2 separate regions of the Homo sapiens genome follow, and region 1 is linked to region 2. Evidence: chromatin loops called from intact Hi-C (ENCODE). Cell type or tissue: ovary. All regions are shown on one strand. Each heading gives the region's core, and the rest is flanking DNA. Links, peaks and the distances in the headings are about the cores only. Region 1 has its middle 41 kb from the start of KLHL31. Region 2 overlaps GCLC (glutamate-cysteine ligase catalytic subunit).

What was found. Peaks named below come from ENCODE experiments on the same cell type or tissue, not always from the same donor. Only the 100,000 strongest peaks of a DNase experiment are listed, where the experiment ranks them.
Region 1: it touches region 2 in a loop (4-fold over the local background); 5 of 110 quality-filtered maps call a loop at or near these places.

The regions. Positions count from the first base shown.
Region 1 is chr6:53,698,550-53,715,325 of GRCh38, reverse strand. No RefSeq gene overlaps it. Among named protein-coding and RNA genes, the nearest start is that of KLHL31, 41 kb to the right of the region's middle. In ovary, for the core only: no CTCF peak of the experiment used is centred there; no DNase peak of the experiment used is centred there.
Region 2 is chr6:53,503,061-53,511,060 of GRCh38, reverse strand. GCLC (glutamate-cysteine ligase catalytic subunit) reads left to right here. Exons shown (of 16, transcript NM_001498.4): 7 at 1,811-1,885; 8 at 2,350-2,466; 9 at 3,443-3,581; 10 at 4,036-4,148; 11 at 5,166-5,258; 12 at 5,565-5,669. GCLC-AS1 (GCLC antisense RNA 1) reads right to left here. Exons shown (of 5, transcript NR_183318.1): 4 at 4,627-4,907; 5 at 4,150-4,263. Among named protein-coding and RNA genes, the nearest start is that of GCLC, 38 kb to the left of the region's middle. In ovary, for the core only: no CTCF peak of the experiment used is centred there; no DNase peak of the experiment used is centred there.

The DNA of each region.
Region 1 (16,776 bases), core at 3,816-11,815, 200 kb before region 2:
AGTCACTCTCAAACTATTTTTCTACAAAGAGCCTTTTCAATAAACATCTTAGGAAAGTGCAGAGGTTGAAGAGCATTTCATGAGGAAGTCTTCTTTCTGGCTTCTGATAAGGCATGTCATTTAAATGAACAATTCTGCAGGTCACCCTCCACCTGAAAAATTACTGAATGCTCCCAGAGTCCCATAAACAAAGATCTTCTTTGTCCTTGAGCCAAACCCATATGTGGTTAAAGACAAAGTCAGCTTGCTTTGAAGTTCAGAGAAAGAGTTGACTACAGTACTTCACCACTGAGAAACAATATGACCCTAGCTCACTCTTATGGACGGGGTGCCTTTCACCCTTTGCACCTGTCAAGGAAGACAGACTTTTTTATCTATTTTCTTAAAAGTGGCCATGCAGCTTTATAAAGGTGTTTGTGGAAGTACTTCAACTGAATTTATATTGGAATTTAGAAGATGTGAAGATAAAATACTTCACATAAGAAAAATACTATGTTTTCTTATTACTTATTAAGTAACGAGACATTTCACTGAAATACATAAGAAAAGTACGTTTTACTTGTATGTGGTCCTATTGCATATGTTGAATACCTTTTAATAGCTATTCTGAATATTAAGTTTCAAACCTTATCAGTCAAAGGATATAATTTATAAGAGTCCCCTTAAGTAGGACGTGGAGGTCAGATGTTGGGCAGGAAAGCAAACAAACACAGAAACTAACAAATTTTCACTATGCTTTCCAGGAAAGGGACATTTTATCAGAGTCCTGAAGGACGAGTGGTAGCTAACTAGATTAAAGGAGGGGAAAAGTAGAAAATATTTCAGGCAAAGAGAACATCCTGTCTGAAGTCCCCAGCCATGAGGAAAGACAGCAGTATACAAGAAACTGAAAGAAAGCCATGGAGCTCAGACCGCTGCAGGGACAGTGGCCCCGAAAAAGGCTAGGCACAGAATTGTAGGCTATGCTGTTCTTGCCTCTATCCAGAAACTGACAGAAAATCATTGAAAGGTTTTCACTATGTGTGGGAAGGTTTTAAAGACGCTGTCAAAAAGTCAGCAGCCTAGTTTTTTCCCTTTGAGGGTAATCCTCTTTCACCCTGGCTACTTTTTCATTATGACATGTTTTGTGTGGATTAGTGTCCTTCGCCAACTGTGAAAAACTAGCCATCATCTCTTCAGGTATTTTTTCTTCCCCATCTTCACTGTCTCCTCTTCATCAAGAACGCTAACTGGATGTCTGTTAGGTCTACTTACTTTGTCTTAATCTCTCTATCAGGTTTTCCATCTCTTTTTCTCTCTTTACTGCATTCTGGAAAATTTCTTCAGAACACTGTGGTTCACTAATTCTTCAGCCTGCAGAATTTTTTTCTTTTTTTTTTTTTTTTTTCATTTCTTGTGGTTGTATTTGCTTCTTTTTCAAACTTAGATGTTCAGCTTCTTTATAATCCTATTCATTATTCAGGTTTTTCAGTTTTTCCTTCATTTTTTTAAATTAAGCTTTTAATTTCGAGATAATTATAGACTCACACGCAGTTGTAAGGAATAATGCAGAGAGCTCCCATGTGCCATTTACCCAGTTTCGCATGGTGGTAATGAAACTATAAAATGTGTTGTAAAATTATAGCACAGTGTCACACTAGAACCTTAATTTTTTGTTGTTTTGTTTTGTTTTTGTTTTTGTTTTATTTGTTTGTTTTTTGAGACCAAGTCTCTCTCTGTCAACCAGGCTGTAGTACAGGGGCACGATCTCAGCTCACTGCGACCTCCGCCTCCACCATTCAAGTGATTCTCCTGCCTCAGCGTCCTGAGTAACTGGGATTATTGGCATGCACCAACATGCCTGGCTAATTTTTGTGTTTTTATGGAGTTTCACCATGTTGGCCAGGCTGGTCTCAAGCTCCTGACCTCAAGTGATCCACCCGCCTCAGCCTCCTAAAGTGCGGGGATTACAGGCATGAGCCACCGCACACAACCTAGGACCTTAATTTTTTAAAACATTAAACTACCTTTTAATATTGTGTGTCTGATAATGGCAATAGTAGAAAATGCTTTGTGGGTCTTTTTTAAAGTTATGTACTTATTTCTGTTAGTTCTTATTCATAGTGTCTTTCTTCGTTGGGTAACTTATGATTTCTCATGAGGAAATGGTTTTTTTCTTGAAACTTTATATGGAGGGACTGATTTAGACTTTGCACTGAAGCTAATTCCAACAAAGAAAACTGCCTTTGCTTCTGTCTGGCTCCTTGTAGCACTCTCAACCCAGGTATCCTTTATACTAAATACTTGGCTGGAGGTATTTTTGGATGACCCAGATAATATGAATTTAGGCTGCAAATCCACATGAAGGCTGGGTTATGGATGCTTAGAAAGATTCTGCTAGAGTTGATGGGACTCAGGCTTACATCTAGTCCACTCTTTCATAAGGGATTGGTCAAGACAATGTGTCCAGAACAGCCTTTTACTTGGTTTAATAATCTTGATGACAGCATCTTGAAAATCTTAATATCGTCTTACCAAGTAGCCCACATTTTTATTTTGCCCTGGGCCCCCTATGTTATCCAGCGGGTCCTGCAAGGGGTATGGCCCTTTGGGCATCCCAGCTGTCTAAGGCAAGGTTACCTATTGGATGGGACTTTTTCTCCTGACCCTGTAATTGGCACATCCCCCAAACTCAAAGCTCCCATTTACTAGTTTGGTAAGAACAGCTTACATGCTCTTATTGCCCCTCTACATTTCTGTTTTGACTTTTTCCTGAATACCCTTCTCTTTATTTCAAGTCATCAGTGCTTCTGGCGGCTAGTTTAAAATCTTGCAATGCTGTCTCCCGCTGCTGACTCCTCTTCTTGGGAAGGCCCCTCCAGGCACACTGTTCCCTTCATAGGATCACCAGCATCCTTCCTGATCATGCCCCTTCTATCCCCCTTCCAACTCCAAATCTAGAAGACCCTAATTTGCTTTCCAATATGTTGTTTAAGGCATTTGCTCTATCCCCTTATTCTTTCAGGGTTTAGCTCTTTCAATTCTCAAAAGCTTTTCTTCTTTCCAAAATCGCTGCTTCAGCAAATCTAAAGCTCTGCCTTTTGAAATCTCTGTTAGAAGATTTTGAAATATGTTTAGAAATTGAAAAGGTAAATAGCATTTTTTTCTCTTTGCATTCCTCCTATACTAATCTAGTCTTCCCTAGGGAAGGGGTATCTCTCAATCAATGGTGTGAGGGGAAGGGGTCAGCAAAGCAAAACCTTGCTTTATGACTCAGTTTTGTCCCACCACACATTGCTTGAGTGCTTGGAGTCTTCGAGTCCAGCTCTACAGCTGGACTTCCCAGTTACAGAAGCAAATATTAATAAATTTAGATTTTGGACATAAGCCAGCTTGAGTTGAACTTCTTGCCTTAAAATGGAAGGACTCTTGATTAGTCCAATGGTGACCAGATGGTGGATAGTTACTGAACCCTTTTCTCAAGAAACCAACCACAGGGTTGAGTTGCTGTGAGCTCCAACAGCTATTTATTTGGTGGAAATGGCAACAGGCAAAGCCAGTTTGCGGTGTTTAAAGTATGGCTTTGGATTTGAGCTTTGAGCTCAAAAAAGAAGAAATTTACAAATGTGTGAAGCACTGAAAATACAAAAGTTAATTACATTTATTGGAGAACAGAACAAGACCAAATATATTCTACCAGATGGTGATAGCTCTGTGCTCTATCAGGTATTTCAGGTTGTTTTGGGGATATACATGGTTATGGCTTAAATCTCTGGGAACCAGAGTGAATTCATTAAAATGAGATGAACTGTACTTCTCATTTCTGCTTTACATTTGCATAGGCTGTCCTCTTCCATTTTATTAGAAGCATTATCTTAAGTACAGGTTAAAGGAAAAAGCACCAGAAAGCATTGCTTTCTGAAAATCTATGTAAAAGCTCTGGAAATATTTTTCTATAGGCTCAGAAACTTGTGGCTTCTTCAGAATATTGCATCTCTTTTCTTCTTTTTCTTTAGTATATTTAAATTTTAACAAAAATTATTTTGGAATTTTTCTCCTTTTTCCTGACTTTCTGGATAGCCACCATTTCATTTCTTCCACTTTGTAAAGATTTACCGTCCCTCAGTTTCTCTCTATGCTCTGCTTGAGTGTGACATTCATTCCCAGGTTTTGAAGGATTCTTATCCCTTGGGTGTTCTGGGAGCTGCTCCACACCCCTCTGGGTCATTTCCTCCTTGGAAACAAAAATTCCATGCTTCAGCCTTCCTTATCTCCCTCAGGAGAATGTTTCCTTTTTCACATTCAATGCGGCCTAAGAAACAAACATCCTAAGAGGCACTATCATAGAGAAACATATGCCATGGTGCTCTGCCAGCAAGATGAGTTCTGCCACCACTGGCTGGCCAGACTCCCTAAGGTGACGGCTGGCCCCTAGTGCCTGCCTGGTGACAGACCAGGGCCTGGGAGGAAGCCACCCTGCCATCATCCTCAGGGCCTGTTCAAGGCCACATACACCTAGGGGAGGTACTTTCACAATTAGAAACACTATGGGGGGGAATTTTTTTTTTTTTTTTTTTTTGAGACAGAGTCTCACTTTGTCGCCCAGGCTGGAGTGCAGTGGTGCAATCTCAGCTCACTGCAAGCTCCGCCTCCTGGATTCACGCCATTCTCCTGCCTCAGCCTCCTGAGTAGCTGGGACTACAGGTGCCCGCCACCACGCCCAGCTAATTTTTTGTATTTTTAGTAAAGACGGGGTTTCATCATGTTAGCCAGGGTGGTCTCGAACTCCTGACCTCATGATCCACCTGGCTCGGCCTCCCAAAGTGCTGGGATTACAGGCGTGAGACTTTGGGGAGATTTTCAAAAACACTGTATATATTTATTGTGACTACTGATAAATTTCTATTTCTTTCTGCCATGTTGTACAACCTCTATTTGCTATGCTTTTGCTTCTTTTTTTCTCCCTGATGTCTTCTGGATATTTTTTCACCTACTCTTTGTACATTACACACTGTATTTTTATTCCTTTAATGTTTACCTTTAAAATGTTGTGTGTAATTTAGGGAAGCTCTTAGTAAAATCAAATATACATGATTCTGCTTCCAAACACTTCACAGATCTTAAAATGCTTTAACTCAAATCACTTCCAGTTGGCATACTATTATTATCCAGTATTTTGGTTTCATATTTTTAGTTGGAAAATTGCTATTTTAAAAGTTGATATGTAAAAATATGTAACACCTCTGTAAGTATGTGTTTGTAGATAATCATTCTGTGTTCTGTATCTGATAATTTCAATATCTGAAATTCTGTGGGGATCTAGAACCGCTTTTTGTGATTTCTGCTACTATTAATAAGTCTCACTCATGATAACATGTTTCTTAAAGCATTTTGGAATCTTTTCATTATAAGCTCATATTTTGGTAACCTGTGGGACCTTGATTGAAGATACTTCTCTCCAGGGAGGATAAACATGTGTACCACGGGTGCCACTCTCTTGGGGTCATTTCCACTCCAGATGTGGCCGTATCCCTGACTGAGTTGGTGCTGTGAAGTAGAATCCCACGTCCTTGAAAGAGCATACCTACAATTATAGATTCTTAGGGAGGAAATTATTATTATTGTTAACATCATTTTTTTCTATGAATAGTTTTCTCTTTTGGTGGCTTTAGCTGAAGGCAGATTTTCCCCAGCCTTTTTACTGAGACTGTGACCTCTGCAAATAACCTGTTTGTGGGGTAGGGGGTGGAGGGGGTTTCAGGTTTAGCTCCTCCTCCATTTTGTGTAGACCCAAGGCTTACCCTTCCCGTTCCCCTCCCCATGGTCCTTAATCCCCATTGTTCTAATTCTGGGCCAGTGTTTTCACCCAAACTTGAAATACACGTATATTCCCAAAAATAAACACCTTATATTCTGTTGTTTTACTCATACATGAAAAAAAATGGCTTATGGGGGCGGGGGGAGGGGAGTTGGGGGAAGAGACAGGCAATTCAATCAACACAACTCCATACGCTGGGAATTAGTAAAATTCTAAGTCTTACAAAAATATTAGCAATTAGAACCACATATTATATGCCCAGCAAATAAATACTACAGTAAATACAGGGCTTTAACTGAAGCAAAGGTGTAAGTAGCTTGATGGAAGAAGATAAGAAGGACTTGTGGATAAGAAAGGCTGAGTCTACAGTGCAAGGAGAGAGGACAGGGACATTCTCAGAGGTTGCCAGTGGAGAGCAGGTGCAGGCTCTGTGTGAAATGCATTGGTACCAGAGGTGGATGCTCTGGTTTTATTTTGCACAAAGATTAAGGAGACTCATGCAGTTAGGATTTTTAGACAGAACAAACAACCAGACTGAGCTCAGAGTGTAAATTTGGGGTTGAATGCATTTCATGTACACTATGGTGTTCCTCCATAGCTGTGCCAGTGGAAATTGCTAATGCATGCAGCACAAAGCAGTCACTTTCTGGAGGGGAAACTGTGTATAAGCCAATGAGATTTCTATATTTTACTGACACTTTTCTGTTGATAGACATTGAGATGACTCAAAGGCAGGAAACATGCACTATAGCCCAACAGGCCAGCCTTGCATCGGCTCTCAGGACAGCCCTGGCTTCCATGCTAGCTTCTGATTTGTTTTTTATCTGAAATTTGTTGTCCTTAGGGATTGCCTTAATACCTTGGAAGTTCAGCAATGCATTGAAATATATGTTTGCTGGAATTTATCCTTCATGTGGCTGTTTTTAGCGGAATGGCATTTTCAGGACATCTGGTCCTTTCATCCTGTTTTCTGGTTTCTCCAGCCTGTTCTACACTCAGCCCTCTGTTTTCTGGGAGGTCTCTGGGCCTGGGAGATGTGAGGCTTGGTTAGTTCACTGAAAAGCGTTCAGACAACAGTGGCCTTAAAATAACCACAGAACCAAAGCAATGATGATAAGGAACACTGGGAAACAAAGGAATTTGTTTTGAAGGCAAGAACTCCCCAGCATAAAGGGCCAACATCCCTTCTCTGAGAAAAGGTAAGACTGAAATGACATGTCACGTGTTTCAAAGACAATTTCATAGATTGCAGTACAGCATCATATTGCAGCAGGAAGTCATGGAACATGGTATTGGCTACATTATGGATTGCCTCCATATTGAGCAGAAGCTAAGATCAGAACCACATGGAACACTCACTTGCATTAATTAATTAATGAAAGTAATACCAGAAGGTACAAGGAGGCCTCAGCAAAGCCATGAGACTCCAAGACGGCCACTGGAGTCTGGATTGAGCCTGCCCAACTCAGGTCACATCAGCACTTCACCCTCATTCACTTTACTGTCCTCAAGGAAAAAATAATCATCTCTGCCTCCAGTGACAGGACAGTCAACACACACCTGACCTTTTCTGGTAAAGTAAATTCTTGCCAGTGACTTGCTGTGGCTTTAATGATAGTTTGCTTCCTAAAAATGGTTAACTATTTCCCTGATTCCAGTTTTCAGGTTTACAGAGTAGATAGAAAACCACGAGATGGCAGTTCACATTTATTGTGATCAATATAATATTGACCCTACTCCAAGAGGTGGAAATTGTGGTTTTGTATCATATTACTTAAAGTCCAAACAATTAAATCTTGTTGGACTTTCTGGATCATAAATGAGAGCCTGTGTAGGAGGAATTTATTGTGAAAACAAACATTCCCTGCAACTCCAAATCTCTCTCTCTCTTGTTAAGATTAGTGAAATGTAACAACACTATTTCCAGTGAAGATTTCACCAAAAACAACCAGTTAGATGAGAATCATGCGTTACTCACATGGCATGTCAAGATGATAAACTACATTATATAACTTTAAAAAAAGAATGAATTATAAAGTTGTCTTCCTGATAAGAGCTGCACAGCATTCTGGAGAACACTTTGGCTGTACTTAGAAAAAGTCTGTGGATCCCACGCTCATCAGTATCATTGGCATCAGGGTGGGATGAGCTGCTTTGACAGTGGGCCTGGTCAAGAGACGGTGAGACAGACACCAGAGAGGCGACCGGTGCCTGGCCGTGGCCTCGGGAAGCCGAATAGCCCTAGCCACTCCCTGGGGTCAGCACGCTGACTAGGGCAGCCACAGGAGGTGTTCTCAGTCGTGGGGCGGCCTGAGGATGGCACAGGCTTCTGGAGAGACCATGTACATCCCTTCAAGTGTTCTGCCTGTCTCTCTAGGATACATCTGGACTTTTGGTGAAATCTAGGAACATCTGAAGCCCAACCTAAATAACACTTAAGCTGGAACCCAAACTACTGTCTTTCCAATGCACAAATAAAACACACACACACACACACACACACACACACACACACACACACAGTTTTTTATTGTAGAAATATCACAAGGGAAATATAACTCAGGTATCAACTGAGATCTCCCCACTTGCAAACATGGGGAAATTTCCTAGAACCTCCACTTTCAGAGCTTATGGAAGTCCCAATTCTGGTGCTGGTTGCTTTTCATTCTCCATCCTTCCCTGCCTTGCTCTGCACCCAGAGGATGACTTTGCAGGTTGCATCAGTTGAGCTCCTTTGCCTTCTGGCTTCTGAGTTGGGTTTGGCTAATGGAAGCACCTGCAGGGTATCAGATGCTGGACAGGGAAACAGGAAGAGATATTTATTTCCTGTACTTCCTCACTGCCTTGCCATGGCTCCAGCAGAAGCACATTCTGCAGTCATGGCTCTTGGAAGGCAGCCTCGCTTCCAAGATTCCAAGCTCTCTATGGACTTAGGTAACACAGTTATTGCCCCTTACCCCTCAAGGGCTAGGATTGTAAAGGCTTCTCTCTATTGCTATTTGCTGGATGCTTCACCTTCCCTCACTGTTTCCCTTAATGCCCCACCCTACCTCCATCTTCTTCATTAAACACTTCTTGGTTAAACCCTCTGAGGGTGTCAACTTTTCCTCTTGGTATCCTGATGAATATATACACCTTCCCATAGATTTCTTTGGACTCCTAAAGGTCTTATTGTCATATATTCATTGTTACCCAGGCATTCCTGCTCCCTCACTTATAGATCTAAAGAATAAGCAGCTTCTCTACTAGTTTCTAAGCGAAGCAAAATTTTAAGAAATCATTCATGAGTTACATTTGCATTCACTGGAAAGCTGAGACAATATGAAGTGGTCACATTACATACCACACAGTCAACAACTTAAAAATCCACATAGATACATCTAGCCTAGTGTATGGGCCATAGATTCTGGAGTTAACTCCATGGACCAAGCTTTACCACTCCCTTGCCACTATGTGATCTTGTGTCAAATTATATATTTTCCTTGGGCCTCAGTTCTCCTCTCCCTTCTTCCCTCCCTTCCTCCTTCCTTCCTTCATTTTTTTCTTCCTTCTTCTCTCCCACCTTTCCTCACTCCCCTATTTCTCTCTCTTTCTTTTGTAAACTGAGGTGGTCATAGCTCTTATCTAGGATTGTGAGGATTAAACAGGTTAGTGATGTACAGTTCTTAGGTGCCTGGCCATATTAAGGACACTGTGTAAAGTATCAGCTATCATTTATTGTATTATTATTATTAGACATTCTCCAAAATCCTTCTCAGCTGGATTTCTTGGTTTCCCTTAGGGCCTATATCAACTTGCAACTTTTGTTTCCCAGCTTTCTCATTCCTGTCTCCTTCCTCTCACTTGTTTTCTTTTGAGCTGCCCCTGGGATGGGTGGAAGAGCAGCAAATGTTTTTTGCCATGGTCCTATCTCTGTAAACAATTTGAGTCAATCAAAATCAGTGTGTCAACCTCATATTGGCTGCTCAATCTCATGCAATTCCACAAAGGAAATACTGTGCTGGACAGCAAGGATGATCCACTTTCCAAGCCTCCCTCCTGGAACTGGGGCCTGGTCCCAGCGACCCTGGAGACTCTGTAAGCACAGTCCTCTGAGCTCCTCAGAGCATCTAGTCAACCCCACAGGTGTAGAGTGTGGGAGAGACAGTCAGAGAGTGCCCCCAAAGAAGAGAAACAGAGACCAGGGCCCAGAGGAAAGAGCCTGGGGCCTCATGCACCTCCTGGTCTGGCCTCAGTGCAGCCCACCCAGAAGTCTCTGCCAACCCATCAATCAGACACCAAAGGATGACTTGGAAGATTTTCGAGGAAATCACCAAAGCTTGGGCTCCTATGAGGTGCAGGGCTGGTCTCCTTGCCCACTTCCTTTTTGATTGCCCCAGGGAGTCTTCTCCCTCTAGAAAGGAGAGTAAGCTAATGTTCTAGTTCCCACTCCCAGGCTTCCTGAGAAAATCAGGTTACTCCACAGACAAAGGTGCCTGCCATTTAGAAGGATCTAATCTCTTTATGAGGCACTTGCAATGATAAATTTTGGACAGAGTCAAGTGAGAAAAAATAAGAAGATGAAGTTGCCTTTAGTTCTACTACCAAGAGCTATCAGCTGGCAACATTCGGGCACATGGAGTGTTCTGCGGCTTGAGCAAACAGGTAGGTCAAGATGTGCAGATATAAAAACTTGTTTGAAGTACGTAAGACAGGACACCCAGTTATATTTGAACTTCAGATAAACAACAAATCATTTTTTATATGAGTATGTCTCATGCAATATTTGGGACATATTTACACTAAAAAACATTAGTTACTTGAAATCCAGATTTAACCAGGTATCCTGTATTTTTATTTTCTAAATATGACAACGCACATTATTACGCGAAAAAAAAAGCAAATTGCCAAATCTTATGCTTATATTGATTCTATTTATGTAAAGAAAAAACTATTCTATACATAAACATGCTTACACACATGCACGCACACTCCCATTGATAAAAAGCCCTGGAAGAATATACACAAAAGTCATGCTTCTTAAGTGTTGAATATAGAAAGGAAAGAAGCTTTCACTTTTCACTTTACACACTTTTTAAATTTTAAGATACTGGGTCTCACTCTTCATCCAGGCTGAAGTGCAGTGGCATGATCATAGCTCGCTACAGCCTTGAACTCCTGGGTTCAAGGGATGCTCCTGCCTTAGCTTCTGGAGTAGCTGGGATTACAGGCATGCATCACCATACCCCGCTAATTTTTTTCTATTTTATTAGATACCAAGGTCTCGCTATATTTTTCAGGCTGGTCTTGAACTCCTGGGCTTAAGGGATCCTCCTGCCTCAGCCTCTTGAGTAGCTGGGATTATAGGCAAGACACTACTCAGCTAGTTTACATACTTCTATGTTATTTACATTTTAAAATTAAGCAGATTTTGTGACAAAGCATTTTAAAAGATGTGATGGATGTAATATGGGAGAATATACTTGTAAAATAAGGAAAAAGCAAAAGGTAAAACTATATACAGTATAATTACATCCATAATTATTAAATATCCTATGTAAGAATATACACTAAAAAAAATTAACTGATTCTTGACATGGTGCTAGGGGCTTCCACATATAATGTCAGTCCACTCAAATGGTACGTATTTGATTCTGCTGTTTGACTTACTTACTGCTCGTTTAGGTTATCTCCAATTTACTGAGAGAAGGGAAGATTGAAAGCCCACAGAAAAGATAGAAACTCCTAAGTAAGGCCTTAGGCTGTGAGCTCATGGATCAAGTCCAGGCTGGCATTATGCATTGGGCTAATGCTCAGTTTTTACCGTGGTAATACCAAGAGTCCCCGGGAGGTAAATGTCCCCAGAAGAGTTGGAAAAATTGAAGACTCCTGACACTATTTTAAAGGCCTGTGGTTTATTCTGAAAACTTAAAATTGTGTCTCTAAGGTACCGAGGACTTTGCTATATGTGTAATCTAGTGTTGAGAACACGCTATTGGTATTTCTCACCTTTGCTTCTAAGGCTTATTATGACGGGTTTACATTTACCCAATTCATGGCTGGGTGTCACCTTTAGAGATTAAATTAAATGCATACAATTGTCATGGCCTTTTGGTAAACATCACACCCCAAAACTTCTCCAAATTTTATGTTTCTATCCCACTTGATAACATACTTTCATTTTTGAATCCTCCAATCTCCTGCACCTCAAAATAGTCTATCAGGCAAACCATTTGTTCCCTTCAATTCTATTTTTAAAATGGCTTTCCTTTGGACAGGGCCATTAGAGCAGCTGCAAGAGCTGATGTTCGTTCATGCATGACAAAAAGTCCTCACATGTGAGGGACACCAAGGCCCTCCCTGAGCCACTCTGAATGCATCCCTAAGCTGGTGAGCCCTGCTGGTAGAGAGATGGAGGGTCCCCTCTCCACCAACTGGTGCCAGATTTAGAAATATTTACAATAAATTTGTGGGCATAAAAAAGGAAGAAGAATAATTTACAGCAGTTAATATTAAAAATTACCTTTTAATGACATATTATATGAGAATATTAAAGACTTAATAGAAGTGAAGAATTTGTTTATGCTTGTGTTAGATTTTAATTAAAAGGGATTCAAATATGGATCCCACTCTTAGGAAGTTGATAGGCTGAGGCACAGAGCAAGTGATACATGTTATGTGTAATACTTAATATTTTTGCATGCTATGTACTCTCACTCTACTAAGCACATTCATCTACTTTATCACATCCTTTTAACCACCCAATGACATAGGTTGCTGGGAAAACAAACAAGGACAGCAAGAATTGGTTACCAGTAGATTAAGTGACACTAAAAAATGTGAAATGTCATTTCATAATTTCCTAGTCCTAGGCTATGTGATCTAATTTTAAACACTAGTTAAAAGGAAGCTCAGGGCAAAGGAGGACGTGTACTCCCCTTGCTGGGTGTTTGGTAACCCAACCTGCACTTCTCTCTTGCCAGCAGCAGCCACAGCAGGCCGCCTGTGCCTCTGAAGTCTATCCACAAGATCCACGACTCTTCTGGGCACTTCCCCCAAATGGCCACAACCAGCAGTGCCAGTTTGAGTTTACAAGGTGAAGGACAGAGGTAAAGGCCGATCTGGAGTTAGGAAAGCAGCTAGTCACCAAAGCTTGCTTCAGAAGAGATCCAACGTTTGGCCCCACTTACAAGCCTATGGTAAGCAATTTTTTAGCCCCAGCTCCATGAAATGAACCATATTTCTTCTTCCCAGAGAGTAACTCAGGCATGGAGGATCTGGCTCACAATATTGTGACCTCAAATTATATTAAAATACATTAGACTCTTGAAGGGCTTTGGAGCAGTGATGCAGCCATCCATATGTCTCCTCATTTTGATGGTAGTGTTTAGATCTTGCCTCCTACATAAACTTGAGAAATAAATTAGGACCAGAGACCCTGCCTTAAGTCCTTGGTGCCTCCCCAAACACATGGCAGTGCTGGGACACAGTGCAAGTTCAATACAGCTTGGCTGAGTCAACCTTAATTGTTAATTCATCGTGGTGCATTCTAATGTTAAGACAGAATTAGAAGACATCCGTGTAGAGAATGTGTTCTATTTATTCTGCCTGGCAGGCAGAGAGTGAAAATTTCCTTTTACACTTTCCCTTCACACTTTCCCCTCCCCCAGAGCCTGCCATCTGTTCTGGAATATCAACATTCATGCAGGGTTACCCCTAGTGAGTCTTTTTAGACAATGTTTTGTCATGAACTATAAGTAGCAATGATCCAGAAGAGAGATTAAAGATGAATTTACTGATTCTCCTCCCTACCCCACCTGAGCAGTACAGTACAGAAATGCAACATTTAGTCATAAAGCTAAGAACCACCCCCAGCAAAGAAGTTCTTGTGAAAAAGTGCAGTATGTAAATTCATAATGCCAGCTTGCATCATTCTTTCAACTACCTGATGATCTTCACCCACCAACAGAATCCACATACATCATGCAGGAAGTGTTTACTGAGCAGCCTCTATGGGCAGGTATGGTGGGGAGCCACAGGATGAGTAAAACACTGACATCCTCCACAGACCTTACAAAAGGCATGGAAGATGAAACATATAATTACAATATAAGCAGGAAGTGATAAAGTGCAGAAAGAAAGATACACATGCAGTGGTATAGGAATTCTTGCAAGAGACCAATTCCTAAGTTTGGGAGCCAGGGAGGATATTTTCGAGGCATTGGAGCTAGGCCTTGAGCAATGGGTAGAATTTCATTATGTACAGTCAGGTCCTGGTAGGGAATAGCAGAAGCAGAAGCATGAAGGTAAGAAATTGCATGAATATTGGCAGGAAATAGTGAATGAGTTATCTGGTTTCCTCAGCATGAGGGTACATCAGGAGGAACAAGAGGAGATAAAGGTGAGACTCCTGTTAGATCAGGAGTCAGATTCTGTTCAATTACAGGCTATACATTTAGACATTATTCCATGGGCATCTTTGTGCACAGTAGTAACATTAGAGCTTTGTTTGAAGAAGTCTGAAGCAAGCCAGGCATGGTTGTGCATGCGTCAAATCCCAGCTACTTGGGAGATTGAGGTGGGAGGATTGCTTCAGCCCAGGAGTTTGAGGCCAGCCTGGGCAACATAGTGAGTTCCTGCCTCAAAAAAAAAAAAAAAAAATCCGAACCAGTATGTGAGCTGATCTCCAGGTATAACTCCATATGGAAGCCAGATGACAAGGAAGCCTTTTGATGCCTTGAGGAGCACCAAACAGGGTGAAGTATAAAGCAATATCTGGAAGAGCGCATGCAAGATGTTTTGCACAGTAGATAGTAGAGCCCAATTTGATAAATGAGCAAACTGAGGCCGAGAGATACTAAGTTGTCTAAAGCTATGTTACTGTCAAATACCAGAGTTAGGATTTGAACCCAGGGCCATCTGAGTCCAAAGCTGTTACTGTCAACCAATATTAGCTTCAGCATCATTGCAGAAATGTTGATGTCTTGTTTGACAACATAGAAATGCAGTTTAATTCTCATGGCCTCCACTCCATGTCAGCAACCAATGTTTAGGTCATGGTGGTAGAGGATCCAGAGTGTTGGAGGCTGTTTCTATAAAATGACAGATTGGGTTCCAGGATAGGTAAGGAGAAAAAAAACAGGTGCTGACCATCAACAAATATAGTGAGGGCCAGGCACAGTGTCTTACACATGTAATCTCAGCTATTTGGGAGGCTGAGGCGGGAGGCTCAGTTGAGCCCAGGAGTTCAAGGTTGCAGTAAGCTATAATTACTGCACTCCAGCCTGGGTGACAGAGTGAGATTCAGATCTCTAAAAAATGAATGAATGAATAAATAAATAAATAGTGAGGGGTTTCGGTACTGGAGGATAAATAAGAAATAACAGTACTACTAATAATAGCATTTTGGTAATGGTTTATAGAGATTGTCTCAATTTTTATAGAAGCTCAGTGAAATATATGTAATAATGACTATCTAGAGATGACTTCTTCCAAGGTAACATGTATCCATTATGTTGAGTCAGAGTTTGCTTCCTTTCATTTGGCCTCCACGAACTCTCCCCCATGGCCTCCCCACCAGGACAATAGTGTTAGCTCCGACCCCTTCCCCATCTTAGACCCCTACAGCTACCTTCTTCCTCTAGTATCTGGAAACCAGCAGTTCTGATTCTATTTTTTGGCTAGCAACAAAAAGATTAGGTTGCTTGAAGCCAGAAGTTTAAGGGCAGACTTAGACATGTCTCTTTTTCCCTCCCAATAACTGCATTTTTCTCCCAGTGGGTTTAAATGCTTGTTTTAATTTGGAAAATTTCCATCTCTCATAGCACCTCTCTATTGTGAATAGGGATCATTGGTGTTGTTTGAGGTTTATGGTGAGCCAGGCATGGCTTTTAGTTCCTTATCTCTGTATAAGCTCATTTAATCCTCTTAAATAACTTCATGGGATGGTATTATTGCCTGCAGTGGAGATTGGGAAACAGGTTCAGAGAAATTAATTTATCACTTATTTCCTAGTTAGGTAAATGTTAGAAGCAGCCAAAACATGTGTTCTTAAATCTTAGGGTTGAGTTAGGGCTCGTTTATGAACCCTGTTGAGTTCCACAATACAGAATATTAATTTCATGGTTGTATCTACGCTAGTGTTTGATAACATTCCAAAATTCATGGAAACACACTTAAGCCACTTTCAAAAGTCAGATTTGCAGAGCTGCAGGCTTATAATCTCTCTGACAGGAGCATCATCTCACATGTGACATATTATATGACCCATATTACTTGCAGGCATAAGCAGCACAGTGTCCAAGCTACGATTTTGCAAAATCATATTACTTAAAACAGTTGCCTCAGCCAGGCAGTGATTTGTGACTGCCAAACAGCATTTTAAATAACAAGGTCCTCTGAGACATTTGGTTTAATTGGATTCATTTAATTTTTAAATATTTTTAAAATATTTCAACATTCTCAAAAAATGGCCTTATCATATTTTGAATCAATTCAGATATTGGTCAAACTAACAATGATTTATGTGTAGTAAGGTGTAAGTTCATCAAACCACAGCTCCCCAAGGAAGCCAAATGACTTAGCATTGCCTTTCTATGTGCATTAAATTATGTGATTCTTTTGATGAAATGAAGGCACTATGATCCGAATGTTTGTGTTCCCAAAAATTCATATTTTGAAACCCAAATCTCCAAGGCAATGGTATTAGAAGGTTGATCCTTTTGGGAGGTAATTAGGTCATGAAGCCTTAGGGCAGTCACAAAATAGGCTCAAGGAAGCTCGTTCACCTCTTGCACCATGTGAGGACACAATGAACCAGGAAGTGGGGCTCAGCACACATTGAATCTTCCAGCACCTTGATCTTGGACTTCCCAGCCTTAAGAACCATGAGAACCAGGTTTATGTTGTGTATAAGCCATCCAGTCTATGGTAGTTTAAAGGGAATGGGCGCCCCCCCACCCCGACACACACACACACATACACACACATCTGAGATTATA
Region 2 (8,000 bases), core at 1-8,000:
TGGGTACCAGCTCCCATTTCCTCACTGCTCATGTAATTTCATGCCATATGCAAAGCGATTTCCAAGTTCCCACCTCTTTGCAGAAACTGCCCTTGGTTTGGTTATCAGTGACTTAATTGCCAACCCTTATCAATTTGTGTCTACTTTAACCTTTGAAACTCTTATTCTTTGATGCCTATGACACAGCTTTTCTCTGTGTTGAATTAATTATTAAATTAGTAATGACTAGTTAATACAGTCTCCACATTGACATGAAATGTGGTTATAATTGAGCAGGCAAACTTGAGTCTCCAATAGACATTGCTGTGGAAAACAAAGTTGAGATCTAGCTAAAACCATTGGAACTAACAGGTTGAGATTATAACAGTAAAATATTCACTTAGCTGCTGTTATTTCAAGTCTTAAACACTGAAATTATGTCGTGTACCAACACTAAATTCAAGCTGTCATTAATGAATAACAACATGAAATTCAAACTGTCATTATTGAATAACAACAGAGGAGATTAAAACTGTTCCCAACTTGCAGTTATTACAAATGTGCTAACAAACACAATTTGTGTTCCTTGCCCCTTCTACCGTCTTGGAAAAAAAAGCAGGTTTTTTTTTTTTTGGTTTCTGTTGGGTAACAAAGAATTTATGCTCACCAAGTTATATGATCTTTTCTCTGCCTAACTCTTAAGTGTCCTACCTACCATCCTTGTGCAGGCTTCCTGGGTGATCTCCCCATCTTCAGGACATTCTCTGAGCCTACTCCCCAGGTCTTTCTACAACTCGGGTTTTTCTTCTGGGCACCAGCCCTGAAGACCTAGCCACTTAGAGGGCCTCTTTTTCTGTCTGTTCTCTTGGCCTCGTAAGTCCATCATGTCATGACACCTCTTTATCTCTAACCTCTGAACACCCAAGCCAAAACCTAAGCCATCCCCTACTCTCAGTCTCCCCTTGGTCACCAGTGCCTGCTACTTTGACTTTAGTATCACTCTCCCCACATCTTTCCTCAGCCTTTTCCTTGACAGGTGCAGTATTTTAACTGCTTCCCTGTCTTTCTAGTCTTTCCCCCTTCCAAGCTCTTCACCATACTGCCACCAGTGAAGTTTGAAAACAATAGTTGGCCGGACGCGGTGGCTCACGCCTGTAATCCCAGCATTTTGGGAGGCCGAGGCAAGCAGATCATGAGGTCAGGAGATCGAGACCATCCTGGCTAACACGGTGAAACCCCATCTCTACTAAAAATACAAAAACAAAATTAGCCAGTCGTGGTGGTGGGCACCTGTAGTCCCAGCTACTCGGGAGGCTGAGGCGGAAGAATGGCGTGAACCCAGGAGGTGGAGCTTTCAGTGAGCCGAGAGCGCGCCACTGCACCCCAGCCTGGGCGACAGAGTGAGACTCCATCTCAAAAAAATAAAAGGAAGAAAGAAAGAAAACAATAGTTAACATGTCCAAATCCCTTTTGCATCCCTCACTGACTGAAGGGATAGGAAGGCAACAAGCCAGTAGAAGAGAAAATGCTTTGCTAAACATCATCGTATGTCTGTGTCTTATTTTTCTTTTTTGACTATTTAATCTTATTTCACTTAGGACCTTGGTTATTTATATTAGTTGTCTATAGGCAGTGGAACATAATTAAATACCATTTTCTAGTTAAATTCACCTAAGACAACTTTTAAACAAAACTCTTGCGTTAAATGTTGCCATTAATGAAGCGTTGTTAACTTGCCCCTCTCTGCCCAGCACCTTCCTTCTCTGACTTCACTGCTTGGGGAGCATGCTAATGATTCCTTGGTGTTAATAACTTTGCAATTCTTAAACAGGTGACATTCCAAGCCTGCAGTATATCTGAGGCCAGATACCTTTATGATCAGTTGGCTACTATCTGTCCAATTGTTGTAAGTAGAAATTACCTCTTATTTTAAATACTACTTCGTATGAAATAAGATAGCATGTGCAGAATTTACTGACAGTGTGCTATTTAAGTCCAGTTAAGACCTCAGTCAGAGATGGACTAATATAAATAGTATGTAGGTTTAGGTATAATGAACTGAGAGTCTACACTGTAGAAGTTTACTCTTGCTAGTACAACATTGATTTGTTAAATGTGAAGTTTGAATGTGGCCATTTTCCCTCCCCCATACTTCATGTCCTCACATTAGAGAGAGGATGATTTAAGTGAATCAAACCCAAGGAACTGGATTCTTCCTGGTATATTTCACTGTAAGATAGGCACAGGTACATGTGCTCTGTATGGGTTGCATAAACATGCTTTTTGATCAGAAATATAACTGCATGGAGCTTTTTTTAGCATGTAAGTGACACTTTGAATTTGCAGGAGCTGACTTTTGTTTGTTTTTAGATGGCTTTGAGTGCTGCATCTCCCTTTTACCGAGGCTATGTGTCAGACATTGATTGTCGCTGGGGAGTGATTTCTGCATCTGTAGATGATAGAACTCGGGAGGAGCGAGGACTGGAGGTGGGAATTGTTTTTCCTTAATAGCCCTTTTAAGTCAAGCAGGTAAAATGGATCTTTTGTAACTACTTGCAATTTCAGGATGTCTCCCTGCAATTTTTATCTGAAATGGGGAAAAAGATTTGGTCTAGGTGGGGAGTTAATTTTTATCGTATGTTGATGTCTGTATTTGTTTTAGCTTCATTTAAAATTAGTAGTCCGATTTTTCTATATTTTGGAAGTGCTGATGGCTGTTTTTACCAAAAGGCTTTTTGGTGCCACATGAGTGTTTTGTATATGGTGCTTTCTGCTGTGGAAAGTATAATTTGTTGTCAGAGATTCTTTTTCCATGTAAAAGGTTAGGCATTGACTAATAAGGGTGAGATGGCACCTCTTGTTTGCATGTTGAACTGTAAAGTAACCCTTGCATCTCTCCAACAAGGGGTGTGCATCAGAACCACCCATGGAAATCTTTGAAAATAGACACCCAGACCCTATCCTAGACCTACTAAATAAGAATCTCTAGGATGGGACCCGAACAAGGGTGTTTTTAAAGGAGCCCTCATAAGTGGTTTTGATATTCTCAACCAGGGCTATACTACTACTGCTCTGGTCTTCATGTAATTGTTCATAAATTGTTGAACATGCTTTCTAAGTAGAAATAAACTTTAAAGGATAATTATTTTGATAGGTTTATCTTACGTTATAGATTTATTTATTTATTTGCTTTTAACCTTAGTATTTATTTTCCCTAGCTTAATAAGAATGAAAGTGATCTGCTTTTAAAAGATAAAAGTATATTTAAATCATACCAGAAAAAAAGGGTATTTAAATTGCCTTCAGATTTTAAAAAACATAATTTTCCTTAATAATACTTTTTAGGGCTCACTAACTTTTTTTCTGTATCTTATGTTGAGGTTTTTATATAATTATCATATATAAAAATATATTCCACTCATTTTATATAGCATATTCATTTATATATATTTTTAATCTTTAGCCATTGAAGAACAATAACTATAGGATCAGTAAATCCCGATATGACTCAATAGACAGCTATTTATCTAAGTGTGGTGAGAAATATAATGACATCGACTTGACGATAGATAAAGAGATCTACGAACAGCTGTTGCAGGAAGGTGGGTTTCTACTCCATCTTTCTGGGTTTGAATGTACGCCTTTAGTTCTTCAAAGCTCTTTTACACTTTTTTGCTGACTCCTGGTCTGGTTTCTATTTTTAGTGCAAAGTCTTTAACTTCTCTCATGAGGCTACTTGTTCCTAAAGTTTCAGGTTCCAAATACTTGTGAGATTTTCTTGATTTTTAGCAAAAGGAGCTTACTTTGGAGGTCTGTGTCTAGGTCCACACCAGTGCCCCAGCAGGCATTGTGTAAGTAGTGAATAAAACGCTGACACTCCCGCAGTGTCCGCAGGATAAAATACTGGGTGAGGTGAGGATACTAATCAAACCAGCTATTTCAAGCTTCTAGACACCCTTTCTTCAAACTTCCTGAGCTATCCTGTCGTCTTTCTGGACTAAGAGGAAGTGGTATCTCTCGCTTTGCAGTGAGTTCCCATGTGATCTCTTTTTGCAGGCATTGATCATCTCCTGGCCCAGCATGTTGCTCATCTCTTTATTAGAGACCCACTGACACTGTTTGAAGAGAAAATACACCTGGATGATGCTAATGAGTCTGACCATTTTGAGGTATCTTCTCAGTTTTATTTTTATTTATTTATGTATTGACTTCTGAGAGTCTGGAATCCTCTGTTTTATATGCATTTCACTTCACAAACCAACATGGGGAGGCAGTTTTCTGTACCTGTGGAGAACACAAAAGAAATTTCATAAGACTTTCATTTACCCAGTGCAGTAAAGAACTTGGACAAATAAAAAATCGGTTTCAAGTACTCTTATTTTACGATTCTTACTGTTTATCTCACTGATTCTAATTTTTTTTTTTATTGTTCAGTATTTTCTTATTTGCCTAGTGGTGAAAAATTCAAACATACACTGCACAAAAAATAACCTGATCAGTTATTTCAGTGCTTCAGACATATCACCTTTTTTTTTTGTAGATAGACTTCTCATAGATTTATTTCTGTGTCATGTTATATGTAGACATTGACATATATACCTTTTGAAATACCATCTATATCCCCTTTCTTTCCCCCACCAAACTCACAAAAGGAGATATAAATCCTTCCAGTCTTGCCATCGGGTCCCAAGATGGTCAGGACGGAGAAAGAACTCTCTCTCAGTGTATTGAGAAACAGCTACCCTTCTTAGGCTCTTGGGTCATCGAAGCAGCAGCATTCCCAGGAGAGGAGGAAGAAAGGAAACAACTGTCATGTGACAGGGTTCTCAGATGAAAGTGTCCAGTGTCACCTGGAAAGGCAGGCTGGCTCCTAAAATTCTCAGGGATGAAGGTGGGGGCCCCGTGGCTCTTCAGATGCTGCTCTGTAGCTGGGAGATAGGGAGTAGGAGCTGGGTGAGATTAAGCTTGCAGTGATAGGGCCTCATAGCTTTTGTTAAACACTTGGCTGTTTTGTTTTCCTAAAAGAGCACACTCGAAGAAAATCTTCAATTGTACCTTTTTGTCTTTGTCAATTGAAATTTGGTATGGACAGTGAGCAGTCTTCTTCCTTAATTAAATACCAGATCATCTTAATATTTTCCTGGATGTGTGAAAAGTTGGTTTTCTTCTCTGCTTTTGTATCACAGAATATTCAGTCCACAAATTGGCAGACAATGAGATTTAAGCCCCCTCCTCCAAACTCAGACATTGGATGGAGAGTAGAATTTCGACCCATGGAGGTAAGACACATGCATCAGCAAGAACTGACTCAAAAGTACTCTTTCGCCAGCTGTTCATCACCCTTCTGATGCTGCTATGAGAAGGCTCTTATATATAAAATAAAAATTAAGTATGTGCATGGTAGCAAGTCAGTCCAAGTTAAGGAGGGTTGATTTCTGAGAATAGATGTGGGCAAAGGGCTTCCAGACCCAGATGGGGAATTAGGAGATGGCTTGGGAATGACATGATCTGAGGAAGGGCCTGGGTCAGGGAAGAGCATGTTTGTGTAGTTGGTTCATAACTTCTCTGGGCTTCTGCTTGTCTAGGTGCAATTAACAGACTTTGAGAACTCTGCCTATGTGGTGTTTGTGGTACTGCTCACCAGAGTGATCCTTTCCTACAAATTGGATTTTCTCATTCCACTGTCAAAGGTAAGGATATGTTTCTTTATGGTGATGGGTATAGATCTATCTGTAGATATATTTATTTATATATGCTATTTATTTCCCACCTAATTTCATTTGAAATTGTTTACCCTTTGCAATAAAATGTTTCTCCATCAGCCCTATTCTTTATTTTCTTTTAAACCTAAGCTTAATTTCTAGACGCTTTCCATTCAAGATGATTGATGGCTAGAAGTAGTCCTACACATTGATTTCATCCACCACAAAATCCCAGGTTGATTACAATGTTAAATTAGGATGGGGAGGGAAAGTGTAACTGCTGGAATGCCGGTAAAAGTCTCCTCAGTAGAACTGAACTTGAGATATTTCTGAAGAATTCGGATGGGATTGAACTCTCAGAAAAACAAATTGGAGTTAATCTGCCCCCCAAAAGACCAAAAAACAAGCTTTCTGGGAGGAGTTTGCCAGCAAAACAACTCCAGGTGATGAGGGAGCAGAGCTGTGGGTTGTGGAGCAGTAGCTGAGGAGGTGAACGCCTTTGGTTTCTGGGCCAGGGTTCCTCTTGGCAGAGAGTGGCTGGGAAAAACTGCTAAATAGAGAGGGCCCTGCCGCAGGGGTTCCTGGTTGAGGGTTTCGGGGCCAGAGAATGGAGAAGTAGGGTAGCCCTGTCACAGCAAACATGGAAGCAAGAATGAAACTGCTTAGCTCCAGCATCTGCCCCTGGGGCATCTCCTTCCTCCATGAGGGGTTTGCCAGACTGTGCTCATCCCCACACCCCCTGAAGGAAATCTGGCTGTCAGCCCATCCCTGCCTGCTCCTCACACCCAGACCAAAGGTCACCCACAGAACTCTGTGGGCCCACATTGCCCTCATGCCTACCTACTGGGGAGACCAAATCCATCTAAGAGAGATTCCATGTAAGCTACCAGTCTAAGCCTTTGCTTATAAATAAGAATAGATGCTTGGAAGGCAACAGAAAATTGAGAACAATTAACAGCCTTAAAGAGAAGGGCCTACTGGTCTTGCAAGGGCATACTCTGTAAAGTCAAACTTAGTTACTTCAAGGAAGTAAGCTGGGCCCAGCGCAAATCTATAATCTCTGCTCCTCAGGAGGCTGAGGCAGGAGGATTGCTTGAATCCAGGAATTCTAGTGCAGCCCCGACAACATTGCCAGATCCCATCTCTTGAAAAAAAAAAGCAACTGGAAAGAATTACTATTTTTTAAAAAATACTTTTAAACCTTTTTTAGAGACAGGGTCTCACTATGTTGCTCAGGCTGGTCTCGAACTCCTGGGCTGAAATGATCGTCCTCCTGCTGCCTCAGCCTTCCAGGTAGCTGGAATTACAGACACAAACCACCATGCTCAGCTTTGGAAAGAGTTCTTAAAGGAATTCTAATTAGTGGCCTCAGACAAATTCTAGAGAGGTTCAGTCACATCCATAAAACAAGTATTATAGATTGTGCTTATTTAATGGTGAGTATTCTCACCAGTAGAGCAGATGTTGAATATCCAAGGTAGTGATTTAAAAGACCAAATGAAGATTAATCCCAGCAGGATGGTGAAGAAATGGAAATTATGGAAATCCTGAAGCATGGAAAGCTCTGGAAAATTCAATGTTTGTGTAATAATTTAGAAGAGGAGAATAGTTTATATAGGAAAGATATACAATAATCAAAGAAATAATAGAATTTTTCCTTAATAAGTCTTCCTTAAGGATGAGACAAATATTTAACTCAAATGTAGGCATTTATTAATCTCAAAGAGAAAATTAACTGTCCGGACAGGAGAAAAAATTAGGAGACATGAAAAGGGGGGAAAATCAACTGATATTACTTTTCATTTGCAACATTAAATGCTAGATGGAAAGAAGTTTTCAGAATCTCGAGAGGTAAAGAATTAACAACCACAGAATTATCTTCTCAGCCAAATTATTCTTTAAATTTCAGGTGATTCTAACAAAACTGAATGGATCAAGTTAGGGCTAAAAGTATGCCAGAAGTCTTATCTAGTGTCTTGGTTTGTTTGGGCTGCTGTAACAAAAATACCTTACAGTGGGTGGCTTATAAACAACAGGAATGTATTGCTCACAGTTCTGGAGGCTGGGAAGTTCACGATCAAGTCACCGGCAGTTTCGGTGTGTGGTGAGAGCTTTTGCTCTCTGGTTCATACATGGTGCCTTCTTGCTGTGTTCTTACATGGTGGAAGGAGCTAACTAGCTCTTCAGATGTCTCTTCGTAATACCAGTTATGAGGGTAGGGCCTTCATGACCTCCCAAAGGAGGTCCTCCCAATTGCCTCCCAAAGGCCCTACTTTCTAATACTGTCACAATGGGCATTAGGCGTCAGTGTATGAATTT